3 separate regions of the Mus musculus genome follow, and all the other regions are linked to region 1. Evidence: chromatin loops called from intact Hi-C (ENCODE). Cell type or tissue: heart. All regions are shown on one strand. Region 1 overlaps Gm36171 (a long non-coding RNA gene). Region 2 overlaps Notch1 (notch 1). Region 3 overlaps Notch1 (notch 1).

Region 1 (8,000 bases):
GATGACAGATACACAGATGTGACTCAGCTCTCAGATGCATCAATCACAATAAGGAAAGATGGTCCAACAGCTGCTGGTCTAGAGGAACCTTGAAGGAACTCAAGAGAGCTGTGGAAGCCACATAGCAGGCCACAGTTTATGCCACTGTCTCAGAGACAAGTCCACGGGAGGGGACCCATCAAGCAATACCTCTTGAGGTGCTATGAATAGATGGATCTGTGGGGGTATGCTGGCCTGTAAATTTGCCAGGTGAATTATTTCACAATAAAGTTAAAAAAAACTAAAATGCTTGCCCTGGGTCCACAACCTGGATGGCAGGTTTATGTGGGTCTGGGGGAGGACTGTCCCTTCTCTCGTGGCTTTTTCCAGTACTACAGCAAGGGTGAAGAGGGAGGGTTTCAGCTGGCTGCACTGTGTTCAGCAGGCCAGGCCCCAACTTTGACCTTGCTAGGCCTCCTCCCCTCCCACAATCTTCCCAGAAGGAAACAGAAGAGCAAGAGGCATTTGGACGCTGGCCCAGGAAGCCTGGTGGAGACTGCCCTGCATCCCACCCCTGCTAACAAGTGGCCTGTGTCCAGCATCAAGGCAGAGACCCTCTGAGTGGTGAGATCCAGGAGTGCCACCCTCACACTGCCCAGACTGTAGGAAGGCTGTGCCCACGGTGAGCTCCATACATAGGGCCTGTCACATACCCTGAGTATGAGGGCCTTGAAGAGACTCAGGAAGGAGACTCACTCAGTCCCCTCTCTGGGTGACATTCGGGCCTCTGACCCCTGTCCAAGAATGAAGGAATGCTGAGCCAGAGAGGTCTAGGACAGCTAGGCCACCCATTGCTTGGTGGCCCAGAGAAATGTCCTTTTTCTGGGCTCCTTTCCTTTCCCACTCAGTACTGGCCTTGGCCACAGTCACACTTCTTCCTGTAGCTGACCCCATACTGAGCCTTGGGTCATCAGGATATGGGGGCAGGAGTTCCCAGAAACTGGCATCTTAGTCACCAGTAGCCAAGGTAGCTACCTACTGTTCAGCCCCACTGGCTGACTGTGTGTCCTAAGGATCACAGAGTGCGCTGCTGTTCATGCAGCCCCCTGAACTGACTGTGTGTCCCCCAGGACTGACTGTGCACCCTTAGGACTGCCCAATGAGGACTGACAACATGATCTTAGCAGTGACTACATGTCTTCCAGGACTGACCACATAACCTCAGACATCATGTGCCTTTGAAACATCAGTATTGATCATTTACCTCACCCCCAGGACTGACTGAATGCACCCCAAACTAACCACATGATCCTAAAACTAATCATACTCCCATTACTGCTCAAACAGCCTATGTGACCCTGGGACTAACTTCCCACACCCAGGAATGAGCATGGACCTCCAATACTGAACACATGCTCTGGAACTGGCCTCTCGCCTTCCGTACTCAGCTTCAAGTGGTGCCAGTCAGTAGCCATGACCCAAGGACTTCCACCTCTGTTTTCATTGTTCCTGTTGAGGTGTAGGACACTTAGATCCCCAAAAAAGAGTGTCTCAGGATCAGCTGAGGAGTCTCCCTGAGAGATTGTTGGACAGTGTAGGTATAGTTCCATGGGATTTGTGATGTTGGGCCTCCTACAGGGACTTTCTTTCTACTCTCAAACTTACTGTGTCTCAGAAGCCAAGAGAAGGCTAGGAAAGGCAATTTCTGAATCCCTACAAGCCCAGTAGACTCCCAACAACTACAACTAGGGATGTGATTGTCAAAGAGACCACAGGGAAGGATGAAGCTACACAAGTTGAGTCTGACCCATGAGCCCAGACCTGGGCATTAGGGGGACATTAACCCATCCATGCCCATGTCCCTGGGGTGAGGACAAGGGACCCAGGTCAGATCTATTACTTTGCTTGGGCTATGGTAACAGAGTCACAGACTGGCAGCTTAAACAATGTGAACTTATGGTCTCAAGGTTCCTTATAGCCAGATGTCTGAGGTGGAGGCTGTGATTTAGATTGCTCAAGACCCTGGGCTCCATTTCTCATGCCACATATAGTGAAAGCAGTCTGAGATCAGAGGGTCACTGTTGTAGAAAATTTTAATCCCAATTTGGGGTTTCTATCCAGCCATTATTAGCATTAAAATACAAGCAGCATCAGGCCAACCTACAGGTCACAGGAATGATCCTTCCAAAGATATCCTTCTAAGCTTGCAAATGCCATCTATTCCCTGGTTTCTTGTATGACCATCCTTCCGGGTGTGTCCTGGTCTCTTCCTATAAGGAAGACACCAGCCATTTTGGCTAGGAATTTCTCTCATGCCCCCCAAAAGCCACATATTGAAGCCCTGGGGGTTGGGGCTTCAACACGAGAATTTTGAGAGAACACCACCCCTAAAACCACTGGGGATGAGGCTAATTCTGGAGGGTTTCCTCCTGAGCAGGGAGTGCTCCCTCGCAGGATCAGCCTCCTCCCAGGGTCTCAGGTCTCTCAGCTGGTGTACACAATCCAAGTCAGGAGAGAACTGGCCCTCGGTCCCTGATGGATCTCTCAGTCTTCATTGGCTAAGAAGACCCATGCTCCCCAGATGCCTCTTTTTCTCTGCGGTCAAGGTCCCAGCTGACCCCAAACACTCATTTGGTCCCACCATAAAGCCTTTAGCCGCTCCCCTCCTGGGGAGGCCACTCCCCTTGGCTAGCCATCCTGCATACCTCACTGTGTTTGAGGTGGTATTGTTTCACTTTCCTTCTGGGATCAAAGGTGTGAACAGAGTATGGGAAGCAGCGCTGTGAAGTCAGTTACTGATCAGTTTGGGGCTTGGGGTAAACTGCCTAACCTCCCTGAGCTACGAAGGCCTCATTAGGTGAATGGAACCTTCACCTCATAGGGCTGCTTTGAGGCATCACTGTGCATCTAGGAGGTTCTCAGGAGCTGTCCCTCTGGGATATCAGAGCGCACAGACCCAGAAGATCCCAGAGCAAGCACCTTGCTGGCCAAAGAGAAGGTCTGATGGCAGCTACACCCTGTCCTCATAGTAAGGACATTTCTCTCCAGCTGCCCCATGGGACTCCGTCTCCTCTTCTGACTTTGAGAGACCATCTAGATTGACTTTTAAAGCATTTTCTGGCTCCTAAGAACCTCTCTTGAAGCCTGTCCCTGGCTCATCCCCCAGGAACTCACCATGATGGGCTTCGATGTATTTCAAGAAGGGGCTCAGCTCTGAACTAGAAGAGCCCTCTGGCTGGCAGGAGTCTGGGGTACACACAGGGTGAAGGCTTCCCACAAGCTTAGCTCAGGGATAGATTCTACCTGGCCCCCCAGGGACTCATCCACAAATCCCTACTCATAGTTGCTTTGGGGATGTACTTTGAGCTATGCCCTAATCACCATGGCAGGGCCAGACTGCTGCTGAGGTGCACAGCCGGCCACCAGAGGCCTGAGTGAGAGTGCCACCCTTGCCGTCTAGGCGCTACAGTAGCTCTTATTCGCATGCTTCCATATGCCCCACCTCTGTGCTCTCAGAAGGGGAACATGGTTTGCGGAATGCAGGGGGGCTTTGCTGCCTCTGTCCATAGGAAAACCTTTCTCACATCTTTCTGAAGCCTCTGGGAGCCACACATTCCAGAGCCATCTCCCAGAGCTTCCTCCCCCATCCTCTCAGCATCACTGTGAGGCACTTCCCTCCCTCTAAAGGCTTCCCACAGTGCCGTGCAGCTGTCCACACAGCCTGCAGAGCCACCTGGAGGCACTTTCTACTGATCTCACCCTTCCAACCTGCCTTCCCAGGCCCTGGGCTGTGGGATCTGGCTAGGGGCTGGACAGGACTTCCTGCATGGCCAGAATGCTGTCTTGTCTGGAGAACCCATCAACTCCCTGTGTCTGGGTTTTAAGAGGGGGGCAGAGAGGGTAACTGAGAGCCCCTCAGGACTACAAAGGACATAGGGGAACCACGTGCCAGTGGGTTTGTGAGGAAGGACCAGGGGTTTGGGCTTCCTTAGGTTCTAGTGTGAGGAACCCAGCCAGGTGTGGAGCCGGTGCCCGCCCAGGCTGTACTTGAGACACACATTAGTGGATGGGGTGGCAACAGCCCAGCATTTTGGGAGATCCTGCCGTAGGCCTGCTGCATGGATGTTCTGTGTCTTTGTTGCGAGGCCCATGTAGGGTCAGCTCAGGCCTGGTGTGCTGTAGGTTATGGGGCAGACTATGACAGAAGGCCTGGTGAAGGCAGCTATGTCTCAGTGTTCAGGGGGGATGAGCAAGAAGGGAGTACTAGAGGAGGCTCAGACCACCCTGAGGGAACTTCTTACTCTCTGGGCTTGAGTCTAATTTGTGAGTTGCCTGGCAGCTGCGTGGGGGGCAGGTGTCTCAATTTTGGCACAATTGGGAGGAGGCTGCAGGACAGAGCTGTTCTCAGATTCCTCCTAGGGACTCAGAGGCTGAGCCAGGGCACCTTCTGACAGGTGCAAGGAGTCAGGCCATAGCTGTGTACAGAACCTGCGTTTCGGGGGCAATTAACTCCCCAACAGCCGAAACCTGGAGGAAGATGAACCAGCCTCTGCCCAGGCCTGCTCAGGCCCAGCCCAGCATCACCTAGGCAGCCCCACCCGCTTGCTGGAGCTCACAGGTGACTAGAAAGGGGGTGGCTTACAGGACTGGGTGACGCAGGGGGTTCATGAGGAAGAGGGTTGAGGCTGAGTGGAGATTCACTTTCTTGTGGAAAAGACAATCAAGCAACAAGTCCTGAAATAAAAAAACGGAGAAAAGCTGGCAGGCTCCCGCCTGCAAGCAGGGCAGTTAGGTTCTGTGAGACATGTCTAGAAGGCCTGAGAGTCAGGCCGCCAGGCAACAGGGATGTCCTGTCTTTATGTCTTCCCTCTGCATTTGCCAGCTTCCCCACATCAACAGCACCTACTGCTTGTAAGCCTTTGGCTAAGCCAGTCCTGCATGCTGCAGGCAGTACCTGTCGACAGACTTGGCTTGGGTGACAAGTGTAGGTGTGCAGGCTGGCCCACACAGTGCCTTTGCCTCCTGCACATCCTCTGAAGTATACAGGTGGCCCTGAGGCCAACTCCCTGAAGAGAACACTCAGCAGAATGGGGCCTTGTTGACAGGGTTATGGTTGACCCCTGCTCAACAGAACCTGTCCCAATGGGTACCCAACCATGGACCAGTCTCTCACTTCATCTCCTGTTTCTTCATCCTGGGAAGAAATTACCTAACAGAACAGAACAAAACAAAATAAAGTAAAACCCACAACACACACACACATACACACACACACACACACACAGAGAGAGAGAGAGAGAGAGAGAGAGAGAGAGAGAGAGAAACAAACCAGGCTAGTACTCTGTTACGTGGCCAGCATGAGGGAGACCCCACTGGAGTCCCTTTGGCATTGGGATCAGGTTCTGAGTTATGTTCCAACCTCCATGGCAGGGCCAGGCTGCTTGCTACTGGGGTAGGCAGCTGGACACATAGGCCCTGGACACAGGGGCCATAGCATTAGGCAAGAACAAAGATTCTGGGCTCTGCCAGACTGTCCTAGCTCTTCTCAGCTCCGCTGTCTTAGGACAGACAGATCTGACTGTGTGGTAAAAGAGAAGCTTTCAATGGCAGGACAGAAACAGCTGTCTAGGTAGAGAGCAGACACTTAGGTAAAGGAAGTGTTAATCAGACGAGACAATCAATAAACACTTAGGGAGTGCCAAATGTATACAGCATGTAAGAAGTTAGGGAGGCAGACAGGTGCCTGTCACCTGAGGAGACAAGCACCTCTGTGGGGAGGGTTGCCATCCAGAAGGCCTTCCCAAAGGCAGAGGACTATTTCCGGGGTTTTCCGAGGCTAGGCAACCCTCTGTGTGATGGGAAGCAGAGTTGGCCCTATCTGCCCTGGTGGTTTCTAATGTGGACGGATGAACCTGTAGGCAAGAGGGGCTGAACCCATCTCACAAAGCCTGAAGCTTCAATGATTTACTAAGCACATGAGCTCCCTGGTAGGGCAGGATCACAGCCACTGGGCCTATGTTCGCCCTTGGCTAAGGCCTCAGCAGAGCAAAGAGGAAGCCGGCGTGAGTTCTGGTGCAAGAGGAATGTTTGTGTAGACGACCCATGAGCTTGTGCAATGAATGGGCCCGGAAAGCTGGCTGCCCGCGGCTGCACGCAAGGGGCAGCTGCAGGTCATCAGGAGGAACCCGATGGATGGCCAGTGTGTCTCCACCAAGCCACAGTCAGGGTTTCTATCCTGCAGGCTGAACTGGGCAGGGGATTCTATCCCACAGGCTTGCCACTCTCAACTCTACACCTACCCTTGTTGTGGCTTCTGTGCCACCTGTGTGAGCCTGCGGAACAAGACCACACTCCTCACTACATATGTAGACTCTGTCTTCCCTGCCAAACAAGGCTGAGTCCTTGGTGTCTCTCAGAACAAAGCTGGAGGCTTGGCCCTTGGGTCAGAGCCAAACTCTGCTCTGAATGATGGTCTGTCTAAATCCTACTCTCAGAAGCCCCTGTGGGAACTGAAGCAGGGTGAGCACTGGAGCACCCTGGGTAGAGCAGGCAGGAAAGGTGTCAGGCAAGCCCCTGAGCTAGGCTGTGAAGGAAGAGCCGTAGTAGCCTAGCAAGCCTGGAGCAAGAGCAATCACTGAGCTCAGCATCTTCCCAGACTAGCAAGATAAGTCGTGAGGAGTTACCCCTGCCCTGTGCCTATGGGGGGGAGGGGGATGTCTGGATTGTGTTGACCATGGAGTAACAGCAATAATAAACAGAAGATGTTTTGTGGGACCCCTGCCCATCCTTCACAGAGGTTCCACAAGGCAGGTAGGTGCCCAAGTGCCAATTGCCTCCAGGAGTAACAGTGTCCTGAGGGACAACCATGAAAGTTCAGGGGAGGGAAGGGGAAGGGGCAGTTGATTATTATGGTGTCCCTGATTAAACACAGAACAGAGCCATGGCTCCACCCTGGCCACCACTATCAGAGCCTATGTGCATGACCTCAGCAAGCCAGGCTGGCATGGGGAGGAGCGTGAGTTCCCCCTGTCCTCCGGGCAGCATTATCTGGGGCTGCCTTGCCCTGCCAGAGATAATTGTTTATAGCTGGAGCAGATGCTGGGAACTTGTCACAGGGCCAAGGAGGGAGATCTCACAGACATGGTCAGGGTCTGTGGCTCCAGGCCAGGGAATGTCAGAGGTCTATAGGGACTGATTCAGCCATAGTGGCTCTTTGAGGGAAATCGAGGCCAGGAAAAGGGAGGTGACATACCCTGGTCTTGCGGGTATATTTGTGTGGATTACACTGGGTCCTCCTCCTCTCATCCTGTGGCCACACCACTGCAGGCCCTGATAGTTGCTCTCTGTAAAGGGGGAAATGGGATGGAGGGACAGCCAGCCAGTTTCTAAGAGCTTGCCTGCAGTGTTCCTGGCCATACTCCTCCACCAGGGTCCTGGCTCTGAAATCTCTTCACAGGTCAGACATGATTCACGACTGGAGACCAGGAGAGAGACACTTGCTTACCCCAACATTACCAAAGGGACACTGGCGAAGGCTTCCCAGGAGCAGACGAGGATTTGTCTCCCTATGTGGGGGGTGTCAGAGAAACTGGGGCTCTCTGGGATTCCACAGAGCCCCTCTTCCCACACCAGAGCCTTTCAGTCACCCCCACCTGCCTCGGTCCCACCCAGTGCCCGCAGCCAGCCTTCTTGCTTCTCTTGCAACATCATAAGAAGGCTGTGGCGGAAACCCTCGTCACTTTCAGGCCCCAACCTGCTGCCTGCCTCGGGCTCCCAGGCTCCTCTCCCACGGGGGAGGGGGTATCAGCCCAGAGACCCTGTGGAGACATGTCCCTGGGTTGCAGATCCCTGAGAGAGTGGTGGGCACTGCATGCCTCAGCTGCCTGGGAAAGAATGTTCTGTGCCCAGACCCCAAATAACCAGGGCCCTCAGAATAACCACGGGGTCCTGCTGCCTCGGTCCTCTGCCCGAAGACCCCATCAGATACCTGGACATGGTACTTCTCAGCCTGTGTGTGAGCA
Region 2 (8,000 bases), 57 kb before region 1:
CAGAGCCTGCTCACTGGCATGCAGACTGCCCCTTGACACACACACACACATACACACACACACACCCCGCCATGCACCCCAAGCTTTGGCTGTAACTTGCCTCAATCCCTACCTCCAGCCAACCAGTTAGTCCCCACTTGCTTCTAAACAACTATTTATAATCAACCCCACCCCCCACCCCGTGTGAGAGTGGCCCCAGGAGAGGCCTCCCCACTAAGAGCTGCTGGAGGCAGCATGGGGTCTGGGGTCAGGTATCTCAGTAGAAGTACTGGGAGACATCTGTCCTCTCTGAAGCCTTTCATCTGTGTCTACCGCTTGGGTATGGAAGACACAAAATGGCCACTCTGGTGACCATCTGTTGCCAGAAGCCAAAAGTCTCAAACCAACTGGCTTAAAGAAAACAAATCACACCCCCACTCCCCAGGGAGTTAACGCAAGCCTTTGCAATGGTTCCTGTCCAGCATGGGAAGTGTGTTTGGTGTGGGGGGTGGGGTGGGGATGGGGGACATCTGGCTCCTCCTGCATGGGGGGGTAGCCTTGGAAGGCACCTCCCCACCAGTGTGGCCAGCCACTGAGATCCACACCTGCTTCTCTGGGGGCACCTAGGCTCTGGTAGAATCTACCTTGGGGAGGCTGGGAGGCAGTCTTTGCCTTTCTACTCATGGATCCAGTTACTAGCCTGCTGGAGAGGCTGCTGGGAGCCTGGGATCTGCCCGCTGAGGCTGGCCCCTAGAAGCAGCCCTCCTCTCTGGATCAATGCCTCTTTGTCAAGCAGGGTTGGCCTCAGCCCACTTGGAGAAAAGGTTTTTTTTTTTCTTTCCCAGCCATTGGTGAAGTCACGGGGGAGGGAGTGTTAAGGGACAGAGGGAGCTTCATCTTCAAAGCCAATGGAGCTGCTGCGTCCACCCATTCCTGCGGGCTAAGGGGGTGGGGGAGCTCTAGGCCAGTGAGACTGAGGCTCCAAGAGGCGGGAAGATTTCCCTGGGAGGGAAAAATGGGGCAAGCCTGATGCTAGGTCTCCAGTCCTTAAGCAACCCCCGCTAGGTCTCTGAGGATAAAGACACTGAATGTAACCAAAGGCTCCAAGCTTGCTCACATTCCTCTTCCCTCCGGCCATGGGCTGTGTTCCCTACAGCACCCTGAATAAGAAGCACAGCGAGAGACTGGGGAACCCGCCTGGATGGGATGCACACTTGCCAACACTGCTGTGTTCCGCTGGACCAGCAAGGGGGAAAATATGGCCAATAAATCAGGCGCCGGCAGCGTGGACAAAGGGCAGCAGGGAGCAGGTGCATCTGTGGAGGGGACAGCTGCCCCTGCTGGGCGCGGCCAGACGCCAACACCAGCGGGTGGGGCAGGAGCTGGGAAGCTGGTGGCCAGGGACGCTCCTCCGTGGGGGAATGTGGTGGCTGAGAAGGCCCATTGTCCACCCCACTGCCACCCTGGGCTTGGGGACACCATAGCGCAGGCATGTTGCTTAGTTGGGTCCACCACCATGGCTGAGGCCACCATCCACCACCAGCATTCCATAGCTGGAGGACCAGCAGGGCCACTTGGATGGGATCATCCCTCAGATGCCTGGAGCCAAGTGGCAGGGTCTAGGTCTAGGACAGGGGGCTGGCAGACAGACAACAGCTCAAAAGCCCTTCTCCTCTGACTACCGCCTACCTGTCTGACCTCTGTAACACCTGGCCATGTGCTCTCCACACAGCATTCAAATGTCCCTAAGAAGGGACATTTAGGCCACAGCTGGGCTACAGCCATGGCCACAATCCCCCAGTGTCAGTGGATGTGAGCAACATAGAGGCATGGAAGCCCTACATGGGAAGCCCCACTCACTGGGCAGTCCCCGAACACCAACCAGAGCCTCCCCGAGTGACCCAGGATGTCCTCTGCTTCCCGAGTCACCTCTTGTCTAGGTAGGGAAAAACCTTCCCAGAATGGGAAGGTGGGACTTGCTTAGGATGAGAGCCCGAGCCATCAACGAGATGAGAACCACCTGCAATGCTCTCCTCGGGCGTCCTCCACAGTGGGAACCCGGCCACGGCAGGTGTGCCCTCCCCTTACTTCCTTCTTAGGGCTCCTTAGGCCACCTGCTTCTCCACTTTGCCTCTTCTGTACCACATACTCCATTGCCTGGGGTGTGACCTGTCCCACTGTGGCTGGCTGCAGGTAAGTATCAGGCAGGCTGGGGCCCCAGGAAGGGGTGGCTTCTGCAGACTCAGAGGAGTACAAATGGCCCCTGTGCCTGACATCCCACAACTGCTGCCTGGGCTTTGTTGGCGGCTTCAGCATTTCCACTGTGCTGACTCCCACCTCCCTGGCAGCGCCACTCCATGGAAATGTGACTCCCCAAAGCATCCAGAGGCAGATGTTGCTGTGGCCTCTCACCCGGGACTAATTCTAAAGTGCTGTTTTCCTTTCTAAACTACATGGCCATCTGCCACCTCCAGGGGACAGATGACAGCTCCTTCCACCCCAAAATGAGGAGGGGGCAGAGGGACTGTAGTGGGAGTTCTTTAGCTCCTGCCCTTGGTGGGTTTATGGCCAAGTAGGGCTGGGGAAAGGAGTAGGTTTACTAAACTTGAGATAGCTGGGGTGAGGAGGGGGTAGGGTGGGTTGTCAACACTGGAGCCCCTTCATTGGCTTCCCAGAACCCAGGGGCCAGAAGACCTTGTGAGAGAAAGCACTTTCAGAAGGGACACGTCTTGTAGGACCCTCCCAGCTCCACTGCTTTAACTGCTACATGGTGAGATGGAACTCTCAGTTTGGCACCTCAGTTTTGCAAGAAAGATCTCTCTCTCTCTCTCTCTGTGAGTGTGCCTGTCTGTCTGCCTGCCTGTCTGTCTCGAGGGGGGATGTTGAAGAGAGGCCCTTGCAGCAGGCACCAGCAGATGCAAGGTGCTGAGGGACTCTCACTCTGAGCATGGCTAGGTTTGAGTCACAAAAGTACAGTCCCTCCCTCAAGAAATGGACTCATTGCACAGGTTAAAGCCCCCATCTGAGGACTGGAGGCACCACAGGCCCCTATCTGAGCATCAAGGCTCTTGCTTATTCTTCTCTGGGACCAGGGGCCTGCACTGAGGCATCTGAGCTCCTAGGGCCCAGAGGCAGAGGGTGGCTCAGTGCATGACTGCATACCTCAGGTCCCCAGCACCACTGAGAGTGATGGTGGTGGAGGGAGCCCCTTGCCTTCTTTAGTCTGCTCTACCTGTGTCTGCAGCCACCCAAGTATAGCTGAAGCCCTTGTTCTGCAAGCTCCCACTCAACAAGTGGTGACCATTCTCTTGTACCCAAGGGATGGTTCCATGCAGATCCCTACCCCAGCCTGATTTTGTTCTTTTCAGTAAAAATACAGTAAAGCTTGCTGCCTGCCACCCAACCTTCACACAATGGGTCCAAAACCAGGGCTACCTCTCACTCAAAGCCCACCTTGTAGGATTTTCACAGGGTCAACAAACCCAGCCCCATCCAGGGCAAAGGCTTGGGGAGGGGGGCAGGAGAGAGGTTCTGGGACCTTGGCCCTGGAACCTGAGCAGAGACTAGCCCAAGCCCCCTAAATTCTGGTGCCTCGATGAAGGAAGGTGCTTACAGCAGGCTGAGTGACTCCCTGGTATCCTCCCTGGTTCAGAACAGTTGATTCAAGCCCAAGAGACAGGGGACCCCTACAGACTACAGTTCCATCCCTGCTCTTCCCCACACAACTCAAGGCAAAGAGCATCAAGTGCCTCGCTCTCCTACTAAACCTGCCTGGATCCAAACACTTGCCTGAAGGTCATTTAGAACATTGGGTGAGAATAGCCCTCTTCAACCCAGTTTCCTGCCTCACTGTGGATAGATGTGCACAAGCACGTGGGTATCTGCCAGCATCGTTCCTAGAGGGCACAGCAACACTGCTGCTTACAGCCAGCATCAGTGCCTCACCTGCGCCAGCAGGGAAGGCAGGCAGGAATAACCGAACTGTATTCTCCTCCCAGCCTTAGGGACCCTGGCTCCCACAGCGGCAGGAAGCTGAGAAGACAGCCAGCACTGTGGAAAGTAGACACCCCTGGACCAAACATCAACTGCTGGTCAGACTGGGAAAGCAGTGGTCAGAGGAGGAACATGGGTCACACTAGGGCAGGTGTAGCATGTGGACAGGTGGCTGCAGGGCTGGCCAGGATTGAAGCCAGTGTCCAGCTTTCCAGCTCAAAGAACCACTCCCAGCACACTCAGCTCTTTTGTCTTCAAATCTTTCCCCACAGTTGCATCCTTGGGTGGTTTAAAATACGCTGAAAAAGGAAGCTCAGGAAAAGCGCAGGCTTCCTGGCCTGGCTCAGGGAAGCCCTTTGTGTGGGAGACAGTTGAAGTTGGAACCTGCCCTCTAGGGAAGCCACCTTTTCCCACTATAGGGAAAACAATACTCCCCTCCAGGCTGCTGCCGGTGAAGGCCCCTCTGAGGGGGGCAAAAAGGCTCCTGGGGGTGGGGGTGGCATTAAACAATTTCCTGAAGTTGGTCTGTGGGAAGTGGTGACCCACGGGAGCAGGGGTGGGAGACTCCACCCAGTGTGCCCCTTCCACCATTGGTGAAAGCACCATCCAGCAAACTAGGGTCACCAGGAAGCAGGGGTCACTGCTAGGGTGTGAAAAACACCTGCTTAAGCTCCTGCCTCCACTAGGGACAGTTTCCTGCTTGATCATCCCAAAACACAGACAGTCCCAAGCTGCAAACAAGGCTGGGAATGTGTCTTCCCACATTCCACTCCACAATGCCTGCCAGCCACTCTGAGTGGTCCCTGGGACTCATGCGGACAAACCTCTGTGTGTGCAGCAGTACCAAGGAAGGCTAGAAATAGCCACAGTGGACAACGGCAGGCCACTCTGGAACTTAGCCCTGGCCCTGAAGCTGCTCCCACTAAGCAGAGGGAAAAGCTTTGTCCAGAGAGAGATGAAGCCAGAGGCCCCAAACTGAGATCTACAACAAAGCACCTGTCCATCGCTGCTTCCCCCAAATAAATGTGAAGATGGTGAGAGGGAGCTATCCAGAGACGACTCTGTCCCCCCTGCTCCCCCCCACCCCACCCCCCCACCCCCGCCCATCAAAGTTCAAAAGAGAAGACATGCTCCTACCTGGCTAAACTGGGCCCTTGGATGCCAGAAGCTTCACCTCACTAGACTCTTACTACAGTCCTGGAGGTGGGCTAGGCCCATTTTACAGATGGGAAGACAGAGGCTTAGCAGGCTCTGCATATACATTCCAGATTCTGTAGTGCTTAATTCCTGACACCCACAGTGGAACAGCCTTGGTTCAGAGAACAGTCACAGGCAAGACAGAGTAGCAGAGGCTCCCTGGGAATGTGAGAAGTTTCCTGTATCCCAAACTGCCTCATCTCTTTGGTTATCTGATCTCGGGGTTGGGGGGGGAGGGGACGCGGGAGGGCAAAGGCACACACAATAGGGGAGTTTGGCTGAAACAAAACTCCTAGGAAGGGGGCAGGGTTCTTAGTGAGGGACCCAGAATTGGGAAGCCCCTGCCACTGACTGCAAGGGAAACCTCAAAACTCTCAGCTTCACCAAACCCCTCAAGACCCTCCTAGCGGCTGGTCACCTGCCACCACCCCAGTGGCTATCGTTTCCAGTTGGTGGCACTGAAGATGTGCTGATGAAGCCTATGTCCAGCTACCCACTGGGGCAGAGCCACACTGGCTGCTGGGCAGACAAAGTGACACAGATCTTGGCTGCATTCTTCCAGGGCCCCCTAGGAAACCCGCTTTCAGTGAATTCTTTGAATGACTTGCTGAAGTGCAGACTGCAGCTTTGGTGGGGGACCCCAGAGGTCACCCCACTCCTCAAAACTCAGCAGCCCCCACTTCAACCAAATGTCTTCCAACAAGGAAGAAGTCCCCTGCTTGGGAGGTCCCCATACTGCAGCAGATAGGAAGGCCCCATCCCAATAATGGTCACAAATTGTCTCACAGTGTACTGGCCATCCATGAGAATCTTCTGTTCTGCCTTAGGACACAGGAAAAATGAGAAGGAGAGCCAGTTGAATGTACCCTGCTCTAGAAGGGGTCCAGGGAAGAGGAGGTACTCTGGGGAGGGAGCTGTATAGGACCCAGGGTGTCCCAGGCCAGTGGGTCTAGGACAAGCTCAAAGCTTGCAGGTCCTGGCCCCTCTGCCCCGTGGACACTGATGTCCCACGCTTGGCCTCTTTTCAAGTATCACTTCACTGGCATCCTGGTGCCCTCTCCAGTCCTTAGCTGAGACTGAGCACAATGAAAAGGACACGCCCCATCAGGTCTGAGCTGCCCAAGTCAGTCGGGCACCTTCTGCAGCCTCATGGTAACACACATGGCTCTCAAAGTGAGACCCCCCCCCCCAAAGACAAATGAAGCCCATATACCAGCAGTAAGGCCAGCCAGCACCTTTAGCTACAGTGGCCCCATGGGATCCTCCATTCACCCCAAGGATATGGGTCCTGTCGTAGGAAGAGGAAGTGTGAGACTAGTTGCAGCCCCAGCTCTGGAGGAAGGAAGTATCCTTTATCTGAGCTTTGACTAGGCACAGCCTACTGGAACAGGGGGTTAGAGGGGAAACAAGCCTGGCTCAGAGGCCAGGCATGAGTATACTGTGAGGAAGGGGGATCCTGCCTTCACTGTGGCTTCTTAGAAACCTGGGGCTACCCACCTGCCCCCACACCTGTTCCAGTCCATCTCACCAGACCAGTAGGCCAGACTCTGAGCCATGAAGTTAGGATGCAGTCACGGCCTGACCTGTCACAACACTGTTCCACAAATCAGTGCCCCACCTGGTTTCCACTATCGGGCCCTGAGACAGAGCTGAGGTCATCCTCGTCTGACCCTCAGAGGAGGAAGGAAGGAAGGAAAGCCCCACCTCGAAGGATCAACCTCTAGAAGCCATGAGCAAGCAGAGCCGAGAAGAACCAGAGGGCCAGGCACAAAGGCAGCATCTGCCCCTACGCCAGCCACCAGGCACATACACTGGAAGCCCCATTCCCCCCAACCCCCCAACCTCTCATTTCCAGTAACTGTGCTGTTTCCGCTCACTCAGAACTGAAACAGAGAGGAAATGGTGGGAGGCGGAGCTGCTGCCACTCAGACCTGAGCAATCTTTCCAGCCTTTACCACCCACATTCCTCCCCATGCAGAGCAATAGCCCTGGGAGCCTGGAGAGAGCAAGTCAGATCCCAGTGTGAGCTGCTTCCTCCCCGGGTCTCTCTGGGATCTGGTCTACAGTAGGGGATGCTGTGCACCAAGAACTCCATCTGCAAATCTACTTTTAAAGTAAGGACACTGGCACACTGGCTCCGCTGGTAAAATGACTGCTGAGCAAGCTAGAGGACCTAGAGTCAGTCCTCAGCACCCACGTGAGCCAGGAATGGCAGCACACACATTTGTCATCGTAGTGCCGGAGGTGGACATAGGAGGACCCTTGGAACTCGCTAGCCAGCCACTCTAGCTGAAGCAGTGAGTGCCAGGTTCTGTGAGCCACCCTGTTATAAAATATAAGATGGGGTGCAAAAGAAGACACCCAGTGTTGACCTTTGGCCTCCACACACACCCCAGTATACAAGTATACAGACATGAACACACCTACACAAACACACACAAAATATTGACTCAATAGGCAAAGTAGCTGCTGTGTAAGTACAAGGACCTGAGTTCAAACCTCTGGAAGGAACCCAGGTAAAACTCTGACATGTTGGCATGTAGCCCAGCCTTCCAGAAGAGAAGACAGGAGAAGGATCTCTGAAGCCCAATGGCTGGCTGGCTAGCTGAATTGGCAGCTTGAGGGTCAGTGAGAGACTCTACCACAAAAGATGAAGGTGGAGCATGTGGAGGAAAGCCACTGTCAACCTTGCTTCCTCCCCTTCCCACGCACCTTCCATGCATGTACACACACACACACACACACACACACACACACACACACACACACACACTTCTAGGCCGTGGGAAAACCTGCTTCAGGGAGCAGGCTGCCGCCCAGCTTTCTTCCTG
Region 3 (8,000 bases), 73 kb before region 1:
AGAGTGACGTCAATGCCTGTGGGGACAAGACGGGAAGGAGCTGAGGCCTGGGCTGAGCTCTCGGGACTACTGCCCATTGTCACCTGACCTGGCAGGCACCGGGGCACTCCTGGCCTAAGCTGAGCCTGAGCAAGGACAGGTGGGCCCGGCCGGTTGGTTACCTCGCTTCTGTGCAGCCACCTCACAGGACACACTGAGCACGTCGCAGTTGACGCCAGTCCAGCCGCTGCGGCACTCACAGTGGTACTGCGTGTTGGTCTGCCAGCACCTGCCACCATTCTTGCAGGGAGCCGAGTCGCACCAGCGCACAAGGTTCTGAGGAGACAGGCGCTGGTTAGCTTCTCCCTGACCAACTCTGACTGCTAGGGCACCCTCCTGCCCTGGTCCTGGCTGGCTCTGAGAAGCACAGCAGTTCTCAGCCTTCCTAATGCTGCAGTCTTTTAATATAGTTCCTCGTGTTGTGGTGACCTCCAACCATAAAATTATTTCATTGCTTCTTCATAACTGTAATTTTGCTACTGTCATGTAGCAAAAATATGCAGGATATCTGATATATGACCCCTATTGGGGTCATGACCCACAGGCTGAGCGCCACTGGAATAAGGCATTTTATGCTCTGACTTCCCCACCCCCACCCCCACCATCTCAGAAAGAATATCACCTAAGAAATCCCAGGCACAGGACTCACAAACACTGCCCGCCCTCCGAACAACATAGGCCTGGGCTCCACGTCTTCCTTGCTCTCTTTCAAGGCTCTCCACAACCCACTGGCTACCTCCCCTTGGACATCCTCCACCAGAAGTGAGCACTGCCCCAGGCTGCTTCAGACAGATGGCCACATAATGCACTCCACAGAAGAGCCTGGCTGGCACCCATGCCCACCTGTCTCCCTCAGAAGCACCCAACTTGGCATTTTCCCAGAGGATGTGGGTTCATTCTGGCTCATCAACCAATGATGACACCAGGGAGCCTCTCTGCTTCTGTGTCCCTGGCCCTCTGAAGGTAGTGTGGCCCAGGGCTGGGCAATGGGCACTGGAGAGCCCTAGGCCTTCTGGGTCATACCCTGTAACCTCAGCTCACCTGGCAGTTGAGACCAGTGTAGCCCTGTGGGCAGGTACACTTATAAGTACCATAGCTGTCTTGGCAGGTACCACCGTGCAGACAGGGCCGTGAATCACACTCATTGACATCATACTGACAGTAGCTGCCCGTGAAGCCAGGTGGACACAGACAGGTGAAGGAGTTGATACCATCCACACAGGTACCACCATTGAAGCAGGAGCTAGAGGCAGATGAGAAGCAGGGAAGAGTGAGGAGTTCCCTAAGGTCCTTGCCAGGAGAGACAACTCCATGCCTACCTGGCCACAATACCCAAATCACGAGCAGAGATTTTATAGCATATAGACACGTGGTGGTTGAGAAAAACAAAATCAAGGGCAAAATAGGAACACTATAGGAAGCGCATCACAAACCAGGCTTGAGATTGATTTAACTCTAAGCTTCCTGGCAACCAGGGCAAAAGGGGAACTAAGACAGATTACAAAGCTCTTGTTTGATAGGAGGCTAGTTCCCCAATTCCTCTGCACAAACTTCCTTGTTCTAAGTCACTGGAGGTCACAAAGGCCCCTTTAGGAGGGATACTGCAACATAATGAACAACGCTGGATTCAGTTCAATTAGTGCTGTATGCCCACTGGGTCTGGGCAAGACACCAGCTTGAGATGCCATGCTGTCAAGACTTTGTGTCTTCCACAGTCCATTTCTTTCCCTGTCTCAGCTGAGGCTGGGACCCACCTCTCAGTACAGTCAGGTGTGTTGTTCTCGCAGTGGATGCCATTGAAGCCCACGGGGCAGGTACATGTGTAGCTGTCCACACAGTCAGTGCAATTGGCACCATTTTGGCAGGGATTGCTGGCACATTCATTGATGTCCTCCTCACAGAAGGCACCCTGGAAGCCGGGCAGGCAGTCGCAGAAGGCTGTGTTGATGCCATCGGTGCAGGAACCCCCATTGTGACACGGGTCTGGAGGGACAGAAAGATGAGCCTTAGGTGGCCACTGGCCATGCTTCGGGGACCTGATGCTGAGAAGGTGGTATGGGGTGGCAAGTGCTCACAGCAAGCCTTGATGACAGTAGTCAACAGGGGCCCATCCCAGCACTGAGCCTGGAATCTGCTCCGCATACACTTTTTCCCTCAGGCCCAAGGCAGTCATAGGGAAGCCCATTCCCCTACACACACACTGATGGTGCCAGGCAGAACCTCCCTCAATCTCTCTCTGCCTTTAGCTTTGACTCAGGATGCAGGGCATCTCTAAAGCCCTACACAACTCAATGGGTCCTGACAAGGGCCGAGTGTCAAGGTTGAATACAACTAGGCCCCATGCCATCATTTTGAAGTGCCTGGTGCCTCTGCTCCATATCACTCAATTGGGCTGGGAAATCTAGCAGCAAAGCCCGTGAGAAGCACACACTGATGCTCAACAGCCTCCTCCTGGCCTGTCTAGCCTCTGGCCTGTCTCTTTTTAAGGCACAGGCAAGTGGACTAAGCTGAGGGCACAGCTATCCACAGTCCTTCATGACTGCCGGGCACCAGGGCTATTTTCCACCTCAGACTCTCAGCAGCTCCCTGTCATGTGTGCTTAGGAACAGAGGCACCGAAACATAGGATGGACAGAGCTGGGTACCACTTACTGGGGCGGCAGTCATCGATGTCACTCTCACAGTTGCGACCTGTATAGCCGGCCTGGCAGAGGCAGCGGTAGCTGCCATTGGTGTTCTGGCAGGAGGCCCCATGGCGACATGGGCTTTTCACACACTCATTGATGTCAACCTCGCAGGTTTGACCTGTGAAGACAAAAACTCATTTGGTTACCTGCCCCCACCCTCTGAGCCTCTGTCCTAGCTGGTCTGTTTATCTCCAGTGCTTCTCCCCTGACCTCTGGGCAACAGAAGGATATGGAGTTGGAATGGGAAGGACCATCTCCTGCTCCCAGAGCTTCCCAGAGCTTCCCAGAGCAGGTAGCTCAGCATTGATGGGCTCCTTTCTCGAGACTGCCCCACAGGCTGGCCAGGGCCCCTGACTTCCCATCCACCATCCTTGTCCCAGCCTGGTGGGACCAGGCAAGCCTCACCTTGCCAGCCTGTGGGACAGACACAGGAAAAACTCTCATAGTCTTCAGACTCCTTGCATACCCCGCTGTTTTTGCAGGGGCTGGTAGCACATGGGGCCAACACCACCTCACACGTGGCTCCTAGAAAGAAAGATTTGTAGAAGATAGAACCCAGTGAGCCTGGCCCATAGGGTCTTCCATAAAGGGGGGCGGGGGGTAGGTATAGGAGATGCTGTATGATTGGCCAGCCAGACTCTGATCCCGGGAGGAATGACGATTACTGACAGGAGGTTAGAGATAAAGCAGAATCAAGTTTCTCTCTTAAGTCACTTTTTTTTTTTTTTTTTAACGAGCATAGTATATTGCATGCAGGTGTGTAAGAGTGTATGCAGAAGGAGAGACGGATATCAGGTGTCCTCTACCAACCCCGCATCTTATTCCTTTGAGACAGAGTCTCACTGAATCAGACGCTTTGCCATCTTAGCTAGGCTGGCCAGCCAGAGAGCTCTCAAGATGTCTCTGCTCCCAAATGTTGGGGTTATGGGCATTTAGAGGTACCCTGTTTTCATGAAACAGGCTTCATGTTTCCACAAGCACTCTTTCTCCATGAGCCATCTATGTAGTCCCGGAAGCCATCTCTCATCTCCCAAATGCTCCACGATGAAGCCTGGGCCTTGCCCAACCAGAAAACCTCAAAACAAGACCCTACTATAACAGGTGGTTGAGCCTGGAGGAACCTGGCCTGCTCCCCATTCCAGGAAAATCCTTGAGCTGATTCTGAAGCTTTAGGTCACAGCAGGCTCACTCCTGAGACAGAGCTACTGTGGCTACCCCAAGCATATCCTACTTGGGGAACATGGGGTGCAGCCTCACACTAGGGCAGTGAAATCTGATAACCGCTTGGGGGAGCCACGAGTAACCCAGGTGACTCTCCTTGCAATCCCAGTTAGCTTTCCTGTTTATGGCCATGGTTGGCTCCAGGAGCTAAGCAAGGAAACCTTATCTTCCTTGTCTCCCACCATGTCCCCAGCCCACTGGTGAGACTCTCCAGGGCCTCTCTCTCTATCGGTTTCCACGGTGACCTGGGCAGACAGGAACTTTGACAGAGTTTCCGACAATTGTGCAAAGGGAAGCAGGAAGCTGGTCAGCGCGGCTTGACTCCTCCCGCTAGCCCCGATAGCAGCAAGACCAAAAGGAACATGGGGTGTGCCTGGCTGCTGACAGTTTCCTCACTGACCAACACAGGAGACAAAATCCAGGCCCTTTAACTTTGTCAAAGAAAACAGCATCCTGCCAGGCATCATAGGAACACTGGAAGGGCCTCCACCTTCACAGACCCACTTGCTATGTCCAGAACCTAGCAGCAGCAGCATGAAGCCACCAGTACTCTGTGGCAGTATTTGGAGCTGCAGGGTTGGGGGCCATGTGGTCACGGCTTTCATGTTCAATGCACATCTCTCCTGCAGGGGGTCTATTTCTCGCCATTCCTCAGGCAGTGCCCATGGCAGGAGCTGCCTCTGTTCATCTAACAGAGGGCTCCTTGTCTCCTCACACAAAGAAGCTGCCATCAAAGGAATCCCAGGCCCAGCCAGCAGAGGAGGGCAGCCAGGGCCCCCAGAGGCACAGGCAAAGTGGACCCTGATCCATGCAGTACCTACCAGTCAGCCTCCCAGACTTTCTCTGGAGGAGTCCAGTGCTCACCTCACTCCAGACATACCAGATAAACACCCGGACACACGGCCTGGAGCTTCCTCCTAGGCATCCTCTGTGTTTGCCCATCTGGTGACTATCCCCAGGCCCAGGAGGCCTGGGCTGTAGCCTGGGCTCAGAGCCTTCCTGCTTAACTACAGTTCCAGTCTGAGGACCTAAGACCCTCAGCGAGGAACAGAACCTTCTTCAGTGCCTGGTAAGCCCATATACTCTTAGCTCCACTAGCTACCACCAGAGCCAATTCCAGTCCCTGGCTGTTCGTACCTGTATATGGCAGAGGACAGTTGCACTTGTATCCAGCGACATCATCAATGCAGGTCCCCTGGTTCAGGCAGGGGTTGGAGGCACATTCGTTGATGTTGGTCTGGCAATTAGGGCCTGTAAGGAAGTTGAGCAAGAGGAGGTGGGCCAGAGCCTCTGCCCTATGCCTTTCCTCAAGAGAACTAGGATCTCTGCCTGAGAAATGCTAGCTCATCAGGTGGACCGAGAAAGAGACCAAAGGGAGGACCCATTCTGCTGTGTCACCCGCCACACTTACCACTGAAGCCTTCTCGGCAGGTGCATACGTAGCCACTGGTCATGTCCTTGCAGGTGCCACCGTTGACACAAGGGTTGGACTCACACTCGTTGTTGTTGATGTCACAGTTTGTTCCACTCCACCCAGGGGCACAGTCACACTTGTACCTACGGAGAGGCCTGAGCTGTAGCCTGGGCTCAGAGCTCTCCTGCTAAACTACAGTTCCAGTCTGAGGACAAGGCCACATCATCCACTGGGCTGGAGGTACCCACCTGGCCCAAGACCGTGCAAGGGTTCCAGACTGGAACAATGCCACCTTGACAATGCTGACCCTCTGTATAAAACTTTAATAGTTTTAACGGAGACCTTAGTAATCTCCTCGTCCCCCACACACTGACAAAGGGCTGCTGTCACCACAGTATCAGACAACTGTTTCAGCAGCCACAGTGTGCTTAGAGTCTATATCCTGAGCTGATGCTAGCCAATGAGGATACAGCCCAGGGATGCTGGGAAGACACTAGGGGCTGACCTCAGATCACTGGTCTCACAGGAGCACCCATTCACCCAGCCTGTGTCTGCCCAAGGCTACAGCTAGTCCCTCCCAGGTCAGTCTGCCATACCCATTGAGGCCATCCCGGCAAGCTCCGTGGATGCAGGGGTTACTGTTGCACTCGTTGACCTCGGACAGGCACGTGGGGTCATGGTAGCCCTCGGGGCAGCGGCAAGTGAAGCCCGCGATGCCATCCTCACAAGTGCCCCCGTTGTGGCAGGGGCTGCCCGCACATTCGTCAATGTTGACGTTACACATGCTTCCTGTGGGTGGGAAGGGGCTCAGATTCCAAGCCTGCCACCCAGAGCCTACCCCTCCTAGAGCTAGACCTAGCTGGGTCTAAGTTTCCCCTTGTGCTAATCTATGAAACTTTGAGCGATAGTAAAGTGCCTTATGTAGCGATGAGTTACATGACCGTAGTGCCAGTAGCTTCTGAGCCTCATGTGATCCAGTCTGGCCACAAACTCACATGTAGCTGAGAATGACCTAAACTTCTGATCCTCTCGCTTCCAATGTCAGAGTGCTAGGGTTACAACGTATGCATGCCACTGCATCTGGTTAACATGGCAGGAGGACTGAACCCAGGGTTTACACATGCTAGGTCAACACCTTACCAACTGAGTCACTCTGCAGCCCAGCTTTACCTCAGCCTGAGACCACCCATCCTCTTCTATCCTCTGGTGGACAATGTCCTCGGTGCTCAGAGAAACTAAGGATTTTATCAGATCTAAACACATATCCAAAAGCCTGGCCTCGGAGCTCTGGCCACCCCACTTCAGGCTACTGGGGCTTTAAGTCTGGCATGGCCAGGGCTGACACTGACAGGGGAAAGGAGGCATATGGAGGCCACCCAGTCTTTATGATAGATACCTCTACTGGTTGGCAGATCAAGATCTGGGTAGTTGACACCCAGCTTGTGACATCCAGCCCTTGGACCCTGGCTAGCCCCACAGTCCCTCCCAGACTCTAGGGATGACCCTGACCTCTGCCTTCAGCCACTCACCTGTGTAGCCTGGTTCACAGGCACATTCGTAGCCATCAATCTTGTCCAGACAGGTGCCAGAGTCACAGGGGTTGCTGGCGCAGTCATCCAGGTTGATCTCACAGTTGGGCCCTAGGGGCAGCATGACATGTGGTCAGCTTCCAAGCCTGGCCTCACCCTTTTCCACCCACTGCCAGCTCCGGCCAGTCACCTGTGGTTCCCTTGAGGCATAAGCAGAGGTAGGAGTTGTCACGGTCCTGGCAGGTGCCCCCATGGCGGCACGGTTGGCTGTGGCACTCATTGATGTTGGTCTCACAGTGATGGCCTGTGTAGCCTGGCTGGCACAGGCAGGTAAAGGTGGCCACACCATCCTTACAGGAACCATAGTGGCAGGGGTCAGGGTCACACTCGTCAATGTCCACTTCGCAGTGGGTCCCTGTGTAACCTAGATGGCAGGAAAGGTGGACATTAGTGAGCTTCAGGGCCAGTTACTCCCTCAACACTTAGTTGGCCACACCTTGGCAAACCACCGAGCAGGCCCAGGATCACTGCCTGGTCATCGATGGATGTGGGGTATCACATACCCAGGGATGTTCTCATCACTCCTGCCTGGAGTCCAAGCGGAGTTAAGTTTCTGACTCTCAGATTATATGGCCCCAAACTAAGGCCTCCCCAGTTTCCTGTCCCCTTCTCAGCACTATCTAGCCTCAAGAGTTCCCTCCCCCAGATCTTGCACTGCCTCTTGTACCTTCTGTACACACGCAGGTATAGGTGTTGGGCCCATCCAGGCACTTGGCACCGTTCTTGCATGGTGTGCTGGCACACTCATCCACATCATACTGGCACAGGTGCCCGTTGAAGCCTGTGGCCAGGGAAGACGAGATGGTTATATCTGACAGTATCCTAACCCCTTGGTTGCTACCCACAAACCTTAGAGTTGAATGTCTGCTCACATGGGCTCCCTAGAGGGTACTTTGATAACAGGGGCCACTAACCTCCAGGCTTCAACCAGCCCTTATATCCTGCCCCTTGCACCCTGCCCCTCTAATCAGCTCCTTGTTTAGCACTGCTCAGTGGCTGCCTCCTTGGCCCAACAGAGGGGCCTTTTTCCTAAATAGACTCTGGTTGCTAT

Evidence for each region. Peaks named below come from ENCODE experiments on the same cell type or tissue, not always from the same donor. Only the 100,000 strongest peaks of a DNase experiment are listed, where the experiment ranks them.
Region 2: it touches region 1 in a loop (2.3-fold over the local background); 11 of 42 quality-filtered maps call a loop at or near these places.
Region 3: it touches region 1 in a loop (2.9-fold over the local background); 6 of 42 quality-filtered maps call a loop at or near these places.

The regions. Positions count from the first base shown.
Region 1 is chr2:26,543,951-26,551,950 of GRCm38, forward strand. Gm36171 (a long non-coding RNA gene) reads right to left here. Exons shown (of 3, transcript XR_374174.1): 3 at 3,467-4,713. Among named protein-coding and RNA genes, the nearest start is that of Gm36171, 7.2 kb to the right of the region's middle. In heart, CTCF peaks have their summits at 545 and 3,715 (motif pointing left); DNase peaks (open chromatin) are centred at 561, 3,731, 6,091 and 7,063; H3K27ac peaks cover 3,004 bases.
Region 2 is chr2:26,486,591-26,494,590 of GRCm38, forward strand. The region is part of intron 2 of Notch1 (notch 1); the gene reads right to left. Among named protein-coding and RNA genes, the nearest start is that of Notch1, 13 kb to the right of the region's middle. In heart, CTCF peaks have their summits at 1,313 and 4,636; DNase peaks (open chromatin) are centred at 1,021, 4,351, 6,521, 6,761 and 4 weaker places; H3K4me3 peaks cover 1,905 bases; H3K27ac peaks cover 5,919 bases; H3K27me3 peaks cover 553 bases.
Region 3 is chr2:26,470,991-26,478,990 of GRCm38, forward strand. It overlaps Notch1 (notch 1), which reads right to left. Exons shown (of 34, transcript NM_008714.3): 10 at 7,617-7,730; 11 at 7,080-7,313; 12 at 6,890-7,000; 13 at 5,957-6,149; 14 at 5,358-5,503; 15 at 5,084-5,197; 16 at 3,131-3,250; 17 at 2,691-2,843; 18 at 1,794-2,022; 19 at 1,081-1,282; 20 at 162-315; 21 at 1-16. Among named protein-coding and RNA genes, the nearest start is that of Mir6996, 4.9 kb to the left of the region's middle. In heart, a CTCF peak has its summit at 4,002; DNase peaks (open chromatin) are centred at 1,061, 4,221, 4,861, 5,231 and 3 weaker places; H3K4me3 peaks cover 1,053 bases; H3K27ac peaks cover 4,302 bases.